Linked DNA regions of Homo sapiens: region 1 is linked to region 2. Evidence: read pairs that join two places in POLR2A ChIA-PET (ENCODE). Cell type or tissue: HepG2. All regions are shown on one strand. Region 1 overlaps CBLC (Cbl proto-oncogene C). Region 2 has its middle 3.9 kb from the start of CEACAM16.

Region 1 (2,500 bases), 100 kb after region 2:
GTGCAGAACAGTGCCTAGCACACATACACGTCATAGGTGCTCAATAAATAGATGCCAAATGAATACACTGAAGTGAGTCTTCCCAACAGCCCTATGAAGTCAAAAGTGTTCCTCTCCCGGCTGGGCGCGGTGGCTTATGCCTGTAATCCCAACATTTTGGGAAGGTGAGGCAGGTGGATCACTGAGTTCAGGAGTTCGAGACCAGCCTAACCAACATGGTGAAACCCTGTCTCTACTAAAAATGCAAAAATTAGCTGGGCGTGGTGGCGCACACCTGTAATCCCAGCTACTTGGAAGACTGTGGCAGGAGAATCGCTTGAACCCGGGAGGTGGAGGTTGCAGTGAGCCAAGATCGCGCCACTGCACTCCAGCCTGGATGACAGAGGGTGAGACCCTGTCTCAAAAAACAAACAAACAAATGAATGTTCCTCTCCCCATTTTCCAGAGGAAAAAAGTTCAGAGAGGTGACAGTACCTGCCCAAAACCACACAGCCTGAAAGAGGAGAAGTCAGCGTTGGAGTCTTTAAGGCCCCCAAACCATCTACTTATTTTTTTGTTGTTTCTTTGTTTGTTTGTTTTTCTTTTGAGATGGAGTTTCACTCTTGTTGCCCAGGCTGGAGTGAAATATTATGATCTCAGCTCACTGCAACCTCCGCCTCTGGGGTTCAAGCTAATTCTCCTGCCTCAGCCTCCTGAGTAGCTGGGATTACAGGCAGGTGCCACCACGCCTGGCAAATTTTGTATTTTTTAGTAGAGATGGGGTTTCTCCATGTTGGTCAGGCTGGTCTCGAACTCCCAACCTCAGGTGATCCGCCTGCCTCGGCCTCCCAAAGTGCTGGGATTACAGGGGTGAGCCACCGCGCCCGGCCTACTTATTTTTTAATAAGCCCTGTCCTGGCTTTCTTTTCTCCCTACGCTGCCACCCCAGGATTTTTGGGACCCTGGATTGCTGGGGAGAAGCAGATCTCTTAGTATCTCCGGCTGAGTACACACAGGCTTCGATCAATACTGAGCTGTCTTCAAACAAACAGCTCAGGAAGTCCGGGAACATTATTCGACCACAGCAAACAAGAGAGCCAGCAGGAAGCGGGGCGGTGGGGGGGAGGGTGGCGGTGAAACCAGCCAGGGAAGCTAAAAACAGATCCAACCTGCCGCCAAAAGCAAATGGAAACATTAGGAGGCACTCAGCCGGCTCCCAGAGGACAGTGATGGGGGACACAGCCAGGACAGCAGGCTGACAGGGACCTCGGGCCTGATGGTGACACCTTTGCCTAGGCCATACCCTCCGCCTCCCCCACCCTTTCCTCCTCTCCCCAAACCCTGCCTGATTAAAATTCCAGTCCACTCCCACCTAGTCTTTCATTCTTCAAAACATACCACAGAAGAGACAGCCTTGGGTTTGTTACTTCTCAGCAAGGCACTGTCATAACTTTTGTTGTTGTTGTTGTTGTTTGAGATGGAGTCTCACTTTGTCACCCAGGCTGGAGTGCAGTGGCACGATCTCAGCCCATTGCAACCTCCGCCTGCCAGGTTCAAGCGATTCTCCTGCCTCAGCCTCCCGAGTAGATGGGGTCACAGGTGCTCACCACCATGCCTGGCTAATTTTTGTATTTTTAGTAGAGACAGGGTTTCATCATGTTGGCCAGGCTGGTCTTGAACTCCTTACCTCCGGTCATCTGCCTGCCTCGGCCTTCTTAAGTGCTGGGACTACAGGAGTGGGCCCCGCCTGTCATAACTTTTGCTATGTGCCTGGCATTGCTTTTTTTTTTTTTTTAAGATGGGGTCTCTGTCTAGCGGAGTGTGGTGGCGTGCACCTGTAATCCCAGCTACTCAGGAGGCTGAGGCAGGAGAATCGCTTGAACCCAGGAGGCAGAGGTTGCAGTGAGCCAAGATAGCGCCATTGCACTCCAGCCTGGGCGACAGAGCAAGACTCCATCTCAAAAAAAAAAAATAGGGTCTCTGTCAGCCAGGCTGGAGTGCAGTGGTACAATCACAGCTCACTATAGCCTCAATCTTCTGGGCTCAAGTGATCCTCCCTCCTTAGCCCCCAGAGTAGCTGGGACTACAGGTGCCTGTCTCCACACCCGAATCATTTTTAAATTTTTTGAGCAGTGAGGCTGGGGCTGCTGTGGACACTGGATGTGATGGGACTGTGTCAGTGGTCAGTGTCACCGTGGTTGTGATCTGTGTATGGTGCTGTGGCCCCTGGGGTTGCTGTCTGCACGCTGCTGTTCTCCATCTGAGAAACCTCCCTTTAGGGGACGACACTGCCATTGAGCTGGATCTCATCACCCCACTGACCACTGAGGACCTCTCTGACCCTCAGTGTTTTCATGGGGAAAATGGGGACCAGCCTGACACAAGCCCCACAGGCTGGGTTTTTTTGTTTGTTTGTTTGTTTGTTTTAATGTTTTAATTTAATTAGAGACAGAGTCTCACCGTGTTGCCGAAGTTGGTCTCTAACTCCTGGGCTCAAGTCTCCCAAAGTGCTGGGATTGCT
Region 2 (2,500 bases):
ACCTCAGCCTCCCAAAATGCTGGGGTTACAGGAGTGAGGCACCATGCCCAACCCAGGCCTAACCATAATTCTAAATCCAAGTCCAACCCCTTCCCACTTTCCTGAAGGGAAAAATGAGGTGCAGAGAGAGGAAGGAACCCCTAACCAGGTCCCTTTAGGGTCCCAAGAGAACCCTGGCACTCTCTGCTGGCCTCCATCCCCCTAACTCTGCCCTTCACTTCCTCCCCTCCAGCACCTTCCAGAAAAGCTCTAGGTGGCTAGTCCCCCTCTGACCACCTTCTCCCACTTTCCCCTGCCCCTCACTCAGCTCCAGTCACACCAGGCTCCCTGCTGTCCTTATGCTCATCAAAGCCCCTCCTGCCCCAGGGCCTTGAATTCACTTGTTGTACCTTCTACCAAAAACACTCTCCTCCCACACACCCACAGGCTCCCTCCTCTGTCGCCTCCTTCAGGCCAGAAAAAGCGCCACCACCACCACCTCCCAAACTAAAACAGCAACCCCTGCTCCTCTCTATCCACTTGCCCTATTTTATTTAATTTTATTTATTTTGAGACACAATCTCACACTGTTGCCCAGGCTGGAATGCAGTGGTGCAATCTCAGTTCACTGCAATCTCCACCTCTTAGGCTCAAGCAATTCTCCCACCTTAGCCTCCCAAGTAGCTGGAATTACTGGTGCACACCACCACCACGCCTGGCTAATTATTGTACTTTTTTGTAGAGATAGGATCTCACTGTGGTGCCCAGGCTGGTCTCAAACGCCTGGCCTAAGCGATCCACCCACCTTGGCCTCCCAAAGTGCTGGGATTACAGGCGTGAGCCCCTGCACCTGACCTATTTTACTTTTTATAGCTTTTATCTCTGCCTGACATTAAATGCCATATCAGGTTTTTTTTATTATTATTATTGCCCATCTCCCTCCAATAGGATTTAGCCCAACAAAGGAAAGGATGTCTCTGTGCAAACAGCCTGGTACATAGTCCATGCTTGACAAATATTTGTTAAATGATTGAATGGCTTGGAAAAACCCAGATGAATGAGGTGAGGAGGGTGGGGACGGGTATCCAAGCACAGGGAACAGCCTATGGAAAGGTCTGGAGCTTCTCCGATCCACCTGCCTCCTCTCCTGCATGGAAGCCTAGGTGCTTTTTTTTTCTGAGACAGAGTCTCACTCTGTCACCCAGGCTGGAGTGCAGTGGTGTGATCTCGGCTCACAGCAACCTCTGACTTCCGGGCTTAAGTGATTCTCCTGCCTCAGCCTCCTAAGTGTCTGGGATTACAGGTGCCCACCACCACACCGGGCTAATTTTGTATTTTTTTTAGTAGAGGTGGGGTTTCTCCATGTCGGTCAGGCTGGTCTCGAACTCCCGACCTCAGGTGATCCACCCGCCTCGGCCTCCCAAAGTGCTGGGATTATAGGCGTGAGCCACCACGCCTGGCCACCTGGGTGTTCTTTCTAGGGTCAGGAATTAAGGGGACATTTGGTCCTTTCTCCCCAAGAACAACCTCTCCAGGCCCAGCCAGAGCCAACTCCAGGCCTTGACAGGCCGGCACAGGAAGCCACACCCTGAGCAAATATGACGGCCCCCTCTGCCTCGCCCAAGATAAGGGGAGGTTGAAAGGGGTTTGGAAACCTGCTTCAGCCTAAGACATTAGCTCCAGCCAAACCCTCAGTCTCAAGGCCTCCCCACCCCTGCCCAGAGAGGACAGGACAAGGATTCTGCCACGGAGGCCCAAGTCTGACGTTTACATCTAATATATATTGATGATGTCAGTGGTGGGCAGGGTCTTGAAGAGCAGATAAAGGAGTTCCCAGCCTCCCTCCCGCTCCCAAGGAAACTAAGTGACTGGTGAGACAAGAGGGCTGGGCGGGCAAGGGGTGACCCTGACCAAACAAGGTCATAGACCCGTGTCCCCAGATGGCTGTGCAGAGAAGATAAGACTCATCTGCTCCAATCTTATGAGGCAATGGCCCGGGGCCTCAGTTTACTTGTCTGCAAAATGGGTTTTCTTGGGGGTGGGCAGCGGGGAGATGGATAACAGGAAAAGCTGAAGCTGTCAAAAAGAATAATGGGCCAGGCACGGTGGCTCACACCTGTAATCCCAGCACTTTGAGAGGCCAAGGCAGGTGGATCACTTGAGGTTAGGAGTTTGAGACCAGCCTGGCCAACATGTCAAAACCCTGTCTGTACTAAAAATATTAAAATTAGCCAGGCATGGTGGCGCATGCTTGTAATCCCAGCTACTCGGGAGGCTGAGGTGAGAGAATCGCTTGAACTTGGGAGGTGGAGGTTGCAGTGAGCCAAGATCGCACCACTGCACTCCAGCCTGGATGACAGATCAAGACTCCATTTAAAAAAGAAGAAGAAGAAGAAGAAGAAGAAGAATGATATCAGCAGAATACATCTACAAGCTGACCACTTCTCCCATCCCTGGTTCAGCCGCCACTACCTCCTGCCTGGTCCAGCACTACCCAACAGGAGCAAGAGTGGAGCCGCAA

What was found. Peaks named below come from ENCODE experiments on the same cell type or tissue, not always from the same donor. Only the 100,000 strongest peaks of a DNase experiment are listed, where the experiment ranks them.
Region 1: POLR2A ChIA-PET joins it to region 2 with 5 read pairs; 5 of 35 experiments call an interaction of 5 or more read pairs at or near these places.

What each region holds. Positions count from the first base shown.
Region 1 is chr19:44,795,816-44,798,315 of GRCh38, forward strand. All of the region lies in intron 9 of CBLC (Cbl proto-oncogene C), which reads left to right. Among named protein-coding and RNA genes, the nearest start is that of BCAM, 12 kb to the right of the region's middle. RefSeq lists a silencer at 2,484-2,500. In HepG2, no CTCF peak of the experiment used is centred here; a DNase peak (open chromatin) is centred at 1,046; H3K4me3 peaks cover 291 bases.
Region 2 is chr19:44,693,976-44,696,475 of GRCh38, forward strand. No RefSeq gene overlaps it. Among named protein-coding and RNA genes, the nearest start is that of CEACAM16, 3.9 kb to the right of the region's middle. In HepG2, a CTCF peak has its summit at 441 (motif pointing left); DNase peaks (open chromatin) are centred at 1,016 and 1,676.